Linked DNA regions of Homo sapiens: region 2 is linked to region 1. Evidence: chromatin contacts called from ENCODE Hi-C or POLR2A ChIA-PET data. All regions are on one chromosome and are shown on one strand. The core of a region is the stretch at or near the end of the contact, and the rest is flanking DNA. Distances in the headings are between cores, read along the strand shown. Region 1 overlaps PLEKHG7 (pleckstrin homology and RhoGEF domain containing G7). Region 2 overlaps LOC105369912 (a long non-coding RNA gene).

What was found. Hi-C counts contacts between places; a loop is a spot of excess contacts on that map. ChIA-PET counts read pairs that join two places held with the same protein, here RNA polymerase II (POLR2A).
Region 2: a map with no recorded cell type shows a loop between it and region 1 (4-fold over the local background). The contact joins two enhancer-like sites. A Hi-C loop is called at or near these places in 1 of 37 single-sample maps with no recorded cell type. POLR2A ChIA-PET finds 5 or more read pairs at or near these places in 1 of 52 experiments (OCI-LY7).

Annotation. Positions count from the first base shown.
Region 1 is chr12:92,741,655-92,749,217 of GRCh38, forward strand. PLEKHG7 (pleckstrin homology and RhoGEF domain containing G7) reads left to right here. Exons shown (of 17, transcript NM_001377329.1): 10 at 3,824-3,937. Among named protein-coding and RNA genes, the nearest start is that of PLEKHG7, 42 kb to the left of the region's middle. RefSeq lists an enhancer at 4,090-5,289. Within about 2 kb of position 4,702, at least 10 of the 41 ENCODE cell types and tissues checked have a DNase peak (open chromatin) inside an H3K27ac peak, as active enhancers do.
Region 2 is chr12:93,968,482-93,976,044 of GRCh38, forward strand. LOC105369912 (a long non-coding RNA gene) reads right to left here. Exons shown (of 3, transcript XR_001749263.2): 3 at 1,195-1,368. Among named protein-coding and RNA genes, the nearest start is that of PLXNC1, 180 kb to the right of the region's middle. Within about 2 kb of position 4,315, at least 2 of the 41 ENCODE cell types and tissues checked have a DNase peak (open chromatin) inside an H3K27ac peak, as active enhancers do.

The sequences.
Region 1 (7,563 bases), core at 3,452-5,951:
GTTTATACCCTACTTGATTTTAATTCTCCCTGGGAAAGTTCTACCTCCACTCTCCTACAAAGGAACTGTCCCTTTCTCTGCCAGTCAACATTTTCAAAAATAACTTGCAGATTCTGTTTTCCCATTGCCACATCTCCTGTGTGGGTTTTATTAACACAGAAATCTGCATGCATAGAAAAGCCATTTCCAATTCTGTTTTTTAAGTGGCTTCAATTTAAAGCAACATTCACGGCAATAGTTTAGTGTTTGCTAATTACGTAATTCAGTTGTTTTAACGAAAGTACCAATTTCTCAGAAAGAAACAGAATAAACCTTCAAATCCATCAACACCCTTGATCATATTTCTGTGGGTGAAATGAGAAAAGAGGAAAACCTGTACCCCGGGTTTGATCAATGTTATTTATTTCTTGAGTAGACATTTGGACATCCTCCCCTACTTTTCTTACTTTGAGGTTTTTAATCTAATTTTAATCTAATTTCATTTAGCAAGATTTGAATTTTTACACTCCACTTTTTAAGAGAAAAAGATAGATTGAGATTTACTGAGAACCTCCCAAGTGCTATGTATGGAGCCAATACCCTGTACACAATAATATGAAAAATTAAACAAGCGCCTTGCTTTTAAGAAATTGTAAGTCTTGTAGGGGAGAAATTAATCCAATAATGACACTAATGATTATATAATCAAAGTAAGATAAATGCTGGGGAAAAGGAGTAACATAAATATAATGAGTGTCCAACAAAGGAAACCTTGTAAGTTGGGATGCATAGTAGGGCAGTCACAGATAGGAAATGCTTCCTGGGGATATGATGCTTGAGAAGATACATGAAGAAGGAAGAGTTTTAACAAGGCAAAAATAAGCTGCAAGATCCTTTAGTGAACATTGAAAATGGGCTTAAGTAAGAAAATCTTTGGATATTTTTGTTTGTTGTTTAGTTTTTTTTTTTTTTTAGACAGTCTCACTCTGTTGCCCAGGTTGGAGTGCAGTAGTGCGACTTCAGCTCACTGCAACCTCCACCTCCCAGGTTCAAGAGATTCTCATGCCTCAGCCTCCCAAGTAGCTGGGATTAAAAGCATGCACCACCACGCCGAGTTAATTTTTGTATTTTTAGTAGAGATGGGGTTTCACCATGTTGGTCAGGCTGGTCTCGAATTCCCTCCCAAAGTGCTGGGATTAGAGGAGTGAGCCACCATACCTGGCCCAAATTTAGTTTTTAGTAAATATTCTGGAGAAATGTCAGCTTCTCATCAAAACATGTAAGTATACTTAGAGGCCACTAAAGAATGGGGTATTATTAGGCTCTTTACTAAGGGTCTATAATAAACCCACATATGAATGCCCCACGCTATGCTACAGATGTGCAATGATGGGCTATAAAAACTTCTCCTAAATGTAAAATGTTCTAATCAGCCAGGTGAGAGTCAGTTGTGCCACGGTAGCAAATGACCTCCAAATCTCAGTGGCTTGGTTCATGTCTCACTATGCTCTGCTTCCAAGTTGTCTTGACCCTGGGACCTCTGCTGATGAAATGGCCACTACCTGGAACATTACCATTTGGAGACCATGGCAAAGCACTCACTGGCTCTTTGAGTTTCTGCCCGAAACAACACATGGCATGTCTGCTCACATTTCATCAGTACATGGCCAAGCTTACCTTCAGTGGAGCAGCTACATATCATCCTCCCCAAGAAGAGCAAAGAGATAAACAGGAAACAGTATACCTGTGCCTCACAAGAAGCTCACCAGCTGGAAGATAGGGACGTCTTGTTATTCACATGTGAGCCATCCAATGAGATAGAAACTGAGGCTTAGAGAGGTTACATAATTTAGCTAAGATCATATAGCCAATGGGTGATAGAACTGGATATCTAAGCCTGACCATTAATGACTCTATTTTTGGTGGGGGAGGGGGTGGTGGGGGTGATCAGAGTCTTGCTCTGTCACCCAGTCTGGAGTGCGGTGGCACGATCTCAGCTCATGGCAACTTCTGCCTCTCAGGTTCAAGCAATTCTCCTGCCTCAGCCCCCCGAGTAGCTGGGACCAGAGGTGTGCGCCACCATGCCCAACTAATTTTTGTATTCTTAGTAGAAACGGGGTTTCATCATATTGGCCAGGCTGCTCTCGAACTCCTGACCTCAGGTGATCCACCTGCCTCGGTCTCCCAAAGTGCTGGGATTACAGGCGCAAGTCACCGTGCCCAGCCCCATTAATGACTCTTAATCTTGGCTTCTAACCAGTTACCTCCTAGTTCCAACATTTCTCAAGCATCTCAGTGTCCATGAGAAGACCCTCTCTTTACCTCCAAGTCCTTTTCAAGGCCCAGCTATCAATATTCCCCTCCAAAATAAACTCACATCATCTTTCAAATTACTTCTTGCTGAAGCCAAAACTTGACATTGCTCCCTATAGTGTTTTGTCTTCTAAGGTCCTATAACAAAATATTTTTCTAGGTTTCACCATCTCTGACTTTGTTACTGTCACTTCTGCTAGTGGTTTTTCAGACTGGGTCTGCTTTCTCTACTCACGAGTAAGTGTGTTTTCCTTCTCCAATTTCACCACATTGGGATACGATTGGAAATTCCTTAATGCAGCCCATGAGTTATTATATTAATCAATAAACCTATCAATGGACACATAAGCTTAGCAACATGGTAGACACTATGGAATCCTGAAGAGAGTGCCTTCCAGTAACGAGCCAGAAGAATTGCTGAAGAGAAAAAGAATAACCATCATTCCCAAGAAAGACGCTTAATTGAGATGGTGGCATGTAGTTCAGTGTGCTCAGTTTACCCATTATATGTATGAATATATGTATATATAAATTAACAATTTGCCTTATTCTAAAAACAATTTTAGGTGGCTTACAAATGTGTAGTCATTATAGCAAGTTTAAGACATTAAATAAAAATAACGAAGAAAAGGGAAGACAAGCATTAGATTGAGTAAGATAAAGCGCATGCTACTAGATACAGTATGCTGAGTAGAGATGTCCCAAATTTCTTTTTTTTTTTTTTGTTTTTGGATATGGAGATGGAGTCTCCCTCTGTCACTCAGGCTGGAGTGCAATGGCGCGATCTCAGCTCACTGCAACTTCCACCTCCTGGGTTCAAGCAATTATCCTGCCTCAGCCTCCCAGATAGCTAGGACTACAGGCCCATGCTGCCATGCCCAGCTAATTTTTTGTATTTTTTATTAGAGACGGGGTTTCAATGTGTTGCACAGGCTAGTCTCGAACTCCTGAGCTCAGGCAATCCGCCTGCCTCACCTCTTAAAGTGCTAGGATTACAGGCGTGAGCCACTGCGCCCAGCCAAGATGTCCAAAATTTCTACATGTTTAGAAGCCAGCAAAATTAAATGCATGGAAATTTTTGAGACATATCAGATGAAAAGTTAAGTGTCCTTACTTTAATCACTTACTATCAATACAAGCTTAACATTAACCAACAGGGTCACCCAAATCAAAGGCAGTATTTGTTACTGGGTGTCCTGGAGGGTGTGGCACCTGAAGAAAGCTTAAACAGAAGTAAAAGGGTGAATTAAATCAAGACAGCCTAAATAGAATTTTCTTTAAGTATAGGGAGAAAAAGACTATTTATTCAGGTGTCAACTGTTTATTATGAGAGTACGATATTCTGTTAAAAGAATGTTTATGTGGAGATTACCTTTGTATTTCCATGCAGTTGTGGCGCCTGCTTGATCATGGCGACTCCTCCACTTTTCCCTGTTCTAGTTAATGATAAAAGTGAGGAGAAACACTCTTTCAGGGCTCAATGCTCTCCTTAACTTGTGTTCATCCTCCTTCTGCTCTTCCTTTCTTGCAGTATTTCCGAGGGAGTCTCTGTCAGAGCCACCAGACCTACTGCCTGAACTATTCAGCTGCTATCTTTTATCTTGAGAGCCTGAGGCAGAGAGATGACTTTGGAATTTATTTAAAAGTAAAGTATCATTTTCTTTTCTTTTGTATTTTTGCTGATGCTTTTTGGGTGTCACATGTACTGGGAATGATTATATCTAAATTAAATGGGAAAGAAGAAAACAAAATGATCAATAATATGTTTTAACTACAAATCTGCTTTCCTCATAAATACATTGTCCACTGCACACTTAGGAATATTAAATGGTGCACATCTGGAAAGATTATATTATCTAATATCCCTCCTGAAATGTTGGCTGGGGCTTAAAAATGTTTTCTTGGTTCATTATGCTATTTGCGGTAGAAATTGGTACATTGTAAGGAGAAAACTATATAGTAAGAACCTGAGCTTTGTGACTTAGAAGTTTGGCTCTTGCAGGAGTTAGTTCCAGCATAGAAACTTGGGACATCATTTACACTGTATTCTACATGAATGCTGCCCCCTTGATTAGAGTATAAAGCACAATGTCAATGTTGCCTCTGGAGCTGTGCCAATATGGCAGCTCTGGGTCCCACAGCATTAAAAGAAGAATTTTCTGCCAGGGTCCTTCAGCATTTTCTAGTAGCCAAGCCTAAAACCTATCTCCCCTGACTTCTCTAATTCTGTTGGTCCCTGCTTTGATATTTCTTTAGTCTGAACTGAACCTTTTCAGTCCTGTGCCAGAGCCCTTTTGGATCATCCAGAGAAAATGGTCCAAGCCTTTCCAGAAAACCAGCTCTTCCCTGCAGCTGCGAGAAGCCCCTGCCAGAGCATGACCTCAGAGGCTTGGGAGGAAAGGCTCCCATGGTTCCCAATGACTCAGCTGTGAATCAGTGGGCTTCCGCCCCAGCCTTGATATGCCAGGAAGCCTGGGTGTGCCAAGGACGAGAAAAGGGGAATAATCTTAGGGAAGAGACTTGGCCATATTTTTGTAGCTTCAGCCCTTTAGTGTTTTTTTTGCTACTCAAACTGAAAGGTGATAGCTCATTAGATTTCCAAATGCATGAATAATCATATTGCAAATGTTTCCCCTAGAAGCTGATGGATTACACTCTTAGCTAGGCCCCCAAACTGGGAGAATCCAGGTTCCTTTCTCTCCCTTCCAAGCTGGGAAAGAGATTAATTTAACAAGGTCCAACTATTGTTTTCAAATAACTTTGGAAAATCCTATATACATATATTCAAAGCCAGATGATTTTTGACAAAGGCACCAAAAACATACATTGGAGAAACAACACTCTCTTGAGTAAATAGCATTAGGAAAACTGAATATCTCGATGCAGAAGAATGAAAGTAGACCCCTATCTCTCACCATATGTAAAAATCAAATAAAAATGAATTAAAGATTTAAGTGTAAGGCCTGAAACTATAAAACTGGTAGAAGAAAACATAAAAGAAGCACTTGAGGACATTGGTCTACACAAATATTTTAGGGCTAAGACTTCAAAAGCATAGGCAACAAAAACAAAAATAGACAAATAGTACTATATTAAACTAAACGGCTCCTGCACAGCAGAAGAAACAACAGAGTAAAGAGGCAATCTGCAGAATGGGAGAAAATATTTGCAAACTATTCATTTGACAGGGGACTAATACCTAGAATATACAAGGAACTTGAAGATCAAAAAAATAAATCCCATTACAAAGTGAGAAAAGAATCTGAGTTGACATTTCCCAAAATGAAACATACAAATGGCCAACAGGTATATGAAAAAAAAAAAATCTCAACATCACTAATCGTCAAGGAAATGCAAATCAAAACCACAATGAGATATCATCTTACCCCAGTTAAAATGACTACTAAGATATCATCTTACCCCAGTTAAAATGGCTGCTATTTAAAAAGATAAAATAAAATAAGAGATGCTGGCAAGGATATAGAGAAAAGGGAACTTTTGTACACTGTTGGCAGGTATGTAAATTAGTGCAGTTGTTATAGTAAACAAAATGGAGGTTTCTCAGAAAACTAAAAATAAAACTACCATTATCCAGCAATCCCACCACTAGGTGTTTAGCCAAAAGAAATAAATCAGTGTATCAAAGGAATACCTGCTCCTCCCATGCTTATTGCAGCACTATTTACAGTAGCCAAAATATAGAATCAATCTAGTGTTCATCAACAGATGATTAGGTAAAGAAAATGTAACATATCTGTGCAGTAGACTATTATTCAGCCAGAAAAAAGAATGAAATCTTGTCACTTACAGATAAAACTAGAGGTCATTAAGTGAAATAAGCCAAGCACAGAAAGACAGATATTGCATGTTCTCACTTGTATGTGGGAGCTAAAAAAGTTAGTCTCATGGAGATAGAGAGTAGGATGATGGTTACCAGAGGCTGGGAAGAGGGGAGAAGGGGATGAAGAGAGGTCGGTTGATGGGTGCAAACATACAGTTATAGAAGGAGTAAGTTCTAGTGCATGATAACCCACTAGGGTGACTATAGTTAACAATAATTTATTGTGTGTTTCAAAATAACTAGAAGATTTGAAATGTTCTCAACATAAAGAAATGATGTTAATAATTATGGTTATGGCTATCCTAAATACCCTGATTTCATCATTACACATTGTACACATGTATCAAAATATCATGTGTGCCCCATAAATATGTACAATTGTATATGAATAAAAATGTGTGTGACATCCAGGGATATTTTGGGAAAGGTAGTAGAGGATAAGTGCTGTTATAACACATGATGCTTTTTTTTTTTTTTGAGACAGAGTTTTGTTTTCTCACCCAGGCTGGAGTGCGGTGGCACAATCTCAGCTCGCTGCAACCTCCGTCTCCCAGGTTCAAGCGATTCTTCTGCCTCAGTCTCCAGAGTAGCTGGAACTACAGGTGCCTGCCACCGTGCCTGGCAAATTTTTTATATTTTCGGTAGAGACGGGGCTTCACTATGTTGGCCAGGCTGGTCTTGAACTCCTAACCTCAAGTGATCCACCTGCCTCAGCCTCCCACAGTGCTGGGATTACAGACGTGAGCCACCGCACCCAGCTCACATGATGCTTTTATAACGCATAATACTTCACCAGACACTTTCTCAAACATCTCTTAATTCGGAACACAAACCTGTAAAGTTGATTACATTGTTCCTTTGTGTCCCTGAGGCTCAGAGAGGTTAGATGACATTTGCAAGGCCACATAGCCAATAGGTGGCAAAGAAAGAACCATAGCAAGATTTTCAGGCAAAAAAATCCAGTGCTCTTCATATCAGAACTATTTCCAATTCCTTGGGGCTATGACCCATCACCATGGAACTATTAGCCTCATGAAACAAAGGTGAGAGGTCAGGGAGAGACTCGCAGATACCCAAGGTGACTAGTGTTTGAGCCCTTGCTATGGCCTAGACACTGTGCTACATGCTGGTCATCCATCCTCTTCTTGTCTACACACTAACTCTGCAGAATTTGATATTGTTCCCGTTTTTCAGGAGTTTAGACAAATTAGGCAACATGCTGAAAGATATGGTTGTTCTAGGGCAGAGGTAGGATTGAATTCAGACCTGTCTGAACCCAATGTTGAATCTCCTACAATGTTCTGTTGTAAACAACGTTCTTGGAGAACGTAAACCTATGCCATGTTATGGGCTGCCTGAAATCGACCTATAAATGCAGTGGGATAAATTTACCCTCCACACCACATGAGGCTAAGCTTTATGAATGTATG
Region 2 (7,563 bases), core at 3,065-5,564, 1.2 Mb after region 1:
AAGATTAGACAAGGTTGTCATTCTGGACAGGTGAGGCTGTGCTGCTGTGATAAACAAGCCCTAAAACTCCGTTGTTTTGTTGTAACTCCTGCTACATGTGCCTCTCAAGCTCCTCATCTTTACTTCGGGGCTCAGACTGACAGAGCAGCCTTTATCTGAAATGTGGGCAGATGTGGGCCAGTGAATATGAATGCTACAATCTCCTACAGAAAATGCAGAGCAAACACCCGCACAGTGTCTGACGCCTGGTACGTGCTGAAGGAACGTTCTCTCCTTGGAGCTCATCCTCAAGTGGGAAGTCTACTACACCAACGTCTAAACCTTTATGGGAAGCCTGTTCCTGCAAGATGTGTGAAGTTCAGACACCAACCATTACAATCTTCTTTCAGCGGGCTTACACTGTTGAATGATTAAATTGTTCTTTATGTCTCCTGGCTTCAAAAACTGTGTGGGTTACTACATCTGTTTCCTGGGGCAGCCATACCAAATAACCCCAAACTCAGGGGCTTAAAACAATGGCAATTGATAAACTCACAGTTCTGGAGGCCAGAATCGAAAACGCAGGTGTTGGCAGGGCCACACTCCCTCCAGGGGCTCTCGGGGGAATCTGTTCTTGGTTTCTTCCAGAACCTGGTGGCCAGATCACTCCAACCCCTGCCTCTGTGGTCGCATTGCCTCTTCCTCTTCTGTGGGTTTCCTCTGTGTGTCTCCTATAAGGACACTTGTCATGGTATTTAGGGCAGACTCAAATAATCCAGGATGGCCTCCTCACCTTAAGATCCTTAATTTAATTACATCTTCCAAGACTCTTCTTTCAAAGAAGGACACATTCACAAGTTCTGGGAATTAGGACATGGGCATATTTGGGGAGGGGGACCTCCAATCAACTCACTACTATCGTCAAGTGCATACTCTTAAGCAGTTCAAAGTTCGCAACTCGGTTATTTTTCACCTATTTTAGAAAGAGGTTGATTTTACACACCACATTGTTCTTTCAGTGACCGACATCTTATAAAACCCAGAAGTAAGTAAAGAGCATTTATTGCCATGGTAGCCAGTTTTGTCACTGAGAAACAGCCCAATGTATGTTCACACTGTCGTATTAGGAAAGCAAAAAGAGTAATTATATTAAAATAAAATACAGCTTCCTCTCTTCTTTCTTTCCTTTATTATTTCTGTGACTGACAGTCTATCAGATGAGGCTTTTTTTTTTTTTTTGCTGAGGTTGCTCATACAGACCATGTTGATGTCTCTAGAGGTTCTGCATGTAAGGAAAGCCAGATTTTTCACCTTTGACAAAAGTGGAATTTTTCCATTTAATTCTGCATTGACTAAGGTCTTCTGGGAGATTCTGTGCAGTCTCTGTACCTGAAATGCAAAGTCATTGTGAAAGAAGCTCTACGACAGAATAAAAATTATTACAATTCCAAAGGAGTTGGCCTATAATTAATTGTATTTTAAAAGGAGTTTCATTTGCTTTACTGCTTTTTTGGAAGAATTAAATGTAATTTGATCTCTGGGAGAAAATACCAACCTCTTCATGTATATACTTGTTTTGTTTTTTTCCTAGCATTTGGTAAAAGTTAATGAGGCACATTTTTTTGGTATTGTTAGCACAAGTCCTTACTCTTGGTGTGAAAATATATTGACATTTGCTACCGTTTCTATATCATGTGTAAGTGATAGAGGAAGGGAAAAAGAGAAAGAATAGCAATTTGTTGTCATGGAAATGAATTAATACAAAACTGGTGGTTTGTACTATGACTTGAGATGCTTGGGAAGGGGGAGGAGGAAGAATGATAACATCTATATGATCACAAAGCCAAAATTCTTAGAGAAATACTGGCAAATATCTGGAGTGATTTTTATTCCCCATCTATCTAAACCCCTCACATGTTAAACCTATGATGATCTAACAGAACCAGACAAGGCCCTAAGAACTTTCACGTCTCTGAGCAAGGCACAGCCAAGTGCAGTGTTGGTAGATTCTGCATCCAGTCTCCGCATTTCTTGGACAAGTTTGACTCCAACTTAGATAAAAATAACAGAGGCATTTTTGGGCGGGCACAGTGGCTCACGCCTGTAATTCCAGCACTTTGGGAGGCTGAGGTGGGCAGATCACGGGGTCAGGAGATCAAGACCATCCTGGCTAACACGGTGAAACCCCGTGTCTACTAAAAAAATAAAAATACAAAAAATTAGCCAGGCATGGTGGCGGGCACCTGTGGTCCCAGCTACTTGGGAGGCTGAGGCAGAAGAATGGCATGAACCCGGGAGGCAGAGCTTGCAGTGAGCCAAGATGGCGCCACTGCACTCCAGCCTGGGCGACAGAGCCAGACTCCATCTCAAAAAAAAAAAAAAAAAAAAATACAGAGGCATTTTCAGCAGCTCCCCTTCACTTCCTGCAATTAGATTGGCTGCCCAATTTCCACTAATGCCCCATTTTCTGGCAAGTAAAACCACCATCACGGGATTAACGAGAATTACAAGTCAGGTTTTAGGCAGAATTATCTTTAGGCATTGACCAGGGCACATTTTGACCACTCCCTTGCAGTTGCTAACTAAGAGTCATATAATAGCACACTGACTACCTGCACCCATCTGGAACCCATTATTCCTATAGATAGAATCTCTGACAATAGACCATTTTACCCATGAATTGCTTAGGGCGTTTTTCAAATCCAGCAGAATGGCTGACGCCAACAAATGTAAAGACCCTCACCAAGGAACCAATTCAGCATAGGAATGCGGTTTCTTCAATACGCTGCCTGTCCCGTGACTTCACCCTTCACTTCTCAACAGATCAACAATCCCTACACGTTAGTCCATCACCTGTACAGACTCCTTAGAAACAGTATCCCCAAACCTCTTGCGGAGATGGATTTGAGGTTTTTTCTCATCTTCTCCTTTAGCTGTCCTATGATTATTAAACTCTTTCTCTGCTGCAACCCCCAGTGTCTCAGTATGCTGACTCACTGTGCATCAGGCAATGAACCTATTATAGTTACAGAAGGACTGTAAATCACAGAGTTGTCCCTTGTGGCCATGTCTGGACTATTGACCCTAGCTCCTAATCTACTTCCAGCCATTGGATCAGGGGTGGAACCTGGCTTAATTTGACCAGTTGCAGTAATTTGCTCCTTTGGGCATGGTTCATTGGTCCTGGAGTGGCCATCTGAGACAAACCAAATTAACCACGATTGTTCCCCAGAACTTTTCAAACTGGAACTAAGAAAAGAGAGCTGGTTTCATTTTGGAGGTGAAGATGTGGGCTCTGAGGCCTGGAATCTAAATGTGACCATGTGACCTACCTGTTAAAGAGATCATTTTAAGAGAATGAAGCATGGAGTGGCAGATGAGAGATGGGGAGAAATTCTACTGGCAGAGAATGTAAGTTCCCAATTCAGTTGTCCTCATAGTCCAGCTGCACTTCACATCTTCCCGCAGTTATGAGAATCCACCTCCAATAAATTCCCATTGCCTGACTAAATTATTTAAAGATGGGTTTCCATGCATAGAAATCAAAAAAAGTTCTAACTGGCTGGGTGCTGTGGTTCACACCTGTAATCCCAGCACTTTGGGAGGCATTGGTGGGTGGATCACTTGAGTTCAGGAGTTCGAAACCAGCCTGGGAAACATGGTGAGACCCTGTCTCTGAAAAAAAAAAAAGTTTTAACTAATATACCTCTCCTTACCCTTTTTGATTGTGACTTAAAGTATTCTCAGTTAAGTTCTAAGCATCTTAGGAGATGCTAGAGGCATGGGTGAGCCAAATAAATGAAGTCGCAGAGCCCCGGCATATTGCTGTGTTATGTGAGGCCAGAGGAAACCCAGGGAGTTCTTCAATGGGAATATTCTATTTTGATTTGCTGAGATCTGCTGAAGGCTCCTTCTTGGGTTAAACACAAGTATTCCCCCAGCTTGCAGAGACGTTTTTGTTTTGTTTGAAAAAGTACTGTATCAAATGCAGTCCTTTGGTTGGCAGAGCTCCTTATATATCTTCTACATCTCTTGTGGCACTTTCACATCCATTATCACATTTTTACCTCTTAAGCGTTCCTAGAGGTGAGTGAGGCCAAATGGTACATTACTATTTTAAAAGGAGGAGGCAACTGCATTCCAGAAGGATTAAGTGTTTTGTTGAGAGCTACTGAGTTTGTCCAGGACAAAATCAGCCTGAAAATTGGGTTTCCTGACTCTCAGGATTTAATCCGTGCCCTACCCACATTTGACCAAAAACAAATGAGTCTTGCGGCTTCTCTGGTTCTTAGTCTGAGAAGGCAAAGACAAGGGGCTGGGAAATGCCCCTCCAACTGGCCATGTGGACTTGTAATAAGCATGTAAATACCATGCTGGGACATGGCGGCAAGGCTCATTTGCTGCCTTCTCACAAAGTGGAATGGGAGAATTCGTTGCACGGTATTAACCAATTGGTTGCCTAGTAGTCTGGTGAAGTGTATTAAGGACATTACCAGAGCAATGTAAGCTAAGGCCAAGGAGGACAGTCTGACCAGAGGAAGACCACAGAGTATGTGTTTCTACATTTACATATGACTCAGGAGAGTTTGGCATCATAGCTGGGACCATTTTCCAAACTGAAAGAAGGAATTTCTCTACTTGCGAGGGTGGCTGGGCAGGCTCCATGGAGACAGAAGTTTGCCTGCAGAATTACTTGGCTTTGTGTATAGCTAGAGGTGGTCAACTACACTTCCCCTTCCAACAGGCAGCCAATTGGAGAGGGCTAGGGTTTGCAGATGGCTCTTCTGCTCTTCTCACCATGGCCCTGGCAAAAGCAACCATTCAGACTCCATTTGTGGTGAAAGGAAACACAGTTGAAGGGTATGTTTTACCAGGGATGAAAACCAAGTGAACCCAGGAATATATCGTGAGGCTCCTTTTTTCAGCTCAAGGCCCTGAAAAGAAAACTGAACTTTGTTGATAGTATTTGACTATTGTTCGTGTTTAAGGGCCTCCAAAATTTGGAAATGGGGGAAACAGGACTGACTTTTTAAGTGCTTAACTGTAATAACTGTAGTATTGGACTAAATGTGAAAGATCAACGGAAAAAGACAGGATGACTTCCAAAGCCCTTGGACTAGCTGGGAGTGGGAGGATGGTGGTGCAAGGGGAGGCAGTGGTTGGGATGGGCAACTGTGGAAACAGAGAAAAAAGACAGACACAGAGACAAATATTGGTGGTGCTCATTCAAACACTTCCCAATGGAAAAGAAGCCTTAGCCAATGGATTTTGGGGGTGCAATGCCACTCCTAGTGGGTAAATGTATCTAGAGGGGTATAATAGCTCTTGTGTTTGTGCCTTCACATTCTGTCTGTAAGACTATCTCTGTGTGACATGAAAGATGTACTGAGTAGCTTACTTTGCTACTGCATACCTTTGGCTTATCCAATTCTCTTTGATCTGATGTCACACTCAACAAGTAATCTCCTGATTACTGTTTAGCTCCTACAGGGAAAGAATGTATTGATCCTAGAAACTTCGGATATTCTTGTCCTTCTAAAGATGGTTTCTTACGAGAAGTGAATAACTTGGCATTCTGATGTTTTATATCAGCCTTTTGAATGTAATTAGCATGAGCCTGCCCTGAGAGACGCATGGCATGATGTGTTGACAAAGTCAGGTCTGAGCTCACCAGTCTAATTATCCAACTACTGATGATTGTAAATTTGTAAGGTAATAAATGATACACTGTCAGGCCATTTGGGAGACGGCCGGCCAACCTTCCCACAGTGGGGTATCCTGATATCACCCTGTAACTGAGAAATCACATTTGGAACTTTAATACAACCCTCTTTGAGGAAGAAATAGCTACAGCAAGGTAAAAATAGAGTGTTAGTGATAGGAGGTAGGAGTGGTGCTAAAAATGTTTATGGCATGAATATAGTAGCCGTGAGAATGTGTCTCACAGACTTCCAACCACAGGGAAGTAGCTGTGCTCTGAAATCTATTGTTATATTTGCACCGAGGCCACACTTCCAGTGGGTTGCTCCCAGTGACTGAGCATAGCAGGAATACTAAAGCGGGCCCATTCCTGGGAAACAAAAGACTCCTCTGATGGCTGATGTTGGCATGAGAACTCCCCAGCAGCCTTGCCAAATCTCTTCTAGATTGCCTAGCAGTCTAGAATGCTTCCAATCAAGCTTCCTTCCCATGCTCCTTCTTGGGGTCAGATTTTCATCATGCTCCTTACATATTTAGTCTTGTCTTTTCAAATTCCCTAAACAATCACAATGAAAAACATTGGATGAGATGTGAAAGGTCAATGGAAAAAGATAAGATGACTGATGACTTCCAAAGCCCTTGGACTGGCTGGGAGTAGCCAGGATCTTGCAGGAAAGAGATGGTATACTCAAATCGGGATACTTTGAGTACAGTTAAATAAAGGAATTGTTTTCAAAGTTATGGGCAGGGTATAGAGAAGCCACAAGGGAGAGTGTAGTTGTTCATGAATAGCTAGGTACAGCTCTCCACCCTAGGCCTGAAGGAGCAAGGGGAGAGAGCAGTTACTGAAATCCCAAGATTAAGAGGGCTGTGGGTAGAAGCTTGCCTTAAAGGCGCTAGGATCTTTGTATAAGGAATGCAGCCCATCTGCAGAATCCCCAAATGGAGTTGCTAAAGGAATCAAGACCCTTGCTTCCATGTACTGTCTCTCTCTGATCTCCTGCTTGCAATTGGCCCAGCCCAACTGGAAGCTGCAGGGAAATGAGCCTATTGATACCTCATGCGTTAGCCTCATGCATCCTACACAGGGAGAGAAAGGTGGAGAGTGGATCTGTAAAGGCAGGTGGGATGTCTCCAGCCGCAAGACAATGGTGCGCTTTTATGTGGTAGCAGCGAGCCTTCCCTTAAGGCTTTCCTATGGCAGCAATGACAAAAGAGAGCCCCGACCTGGGAAATGAAAGACACAGACTCCACTGAAGATAGTGTTGCGTGAAAGAAACAGCAAAGACTGTGAAAGAAATTCCAGCCCTGGTGTTCTGCCTGGACCTAGACAGGACCTAGCCCTGGATTGAAAACCGGAGCTATTGGTTTTTAGGCCTTGGGATATGGTGCTTTCTTCAGGATTGGACTCATGAGATAGTCTCCAAAGAGGTCAGTAGGTGGGAGGATATCTTTTCAGCCCAGAATGGGCTAATAAGATAAATTCAGAATTAAACTGCGACGACTGCTCAAAAACACAGAAAAGAAAAGGAACTGGATGGAAACAAAGGGAGAGCCTGCTGCTGGCATCTTTCTTTTTACCACTCTCCCCTGGGAGGTTTGTCCCTGTGGCATTGCAGTCTCAGTTGGAGACTTCTTGGAGGGAGCAGCAGAGCTTCTTGAGTCTAAACTGACATTGAAAAAAGGCTCTGTATTACAAGAATACATCTGAATTCATCATGGAAGTCAAGAGGAAAATGTGATTGAGGGAATTCCTAAACTCCACCCTGTCTCATCATCCCACGTCCTTATCAAGCACCATGTTTTATGGAGCCTTCCCCTGTCTCCTGGATCTGCCTACTCCTCTTCATTCCCATGGCCACTGCCTGAGGCCAATTCACCATC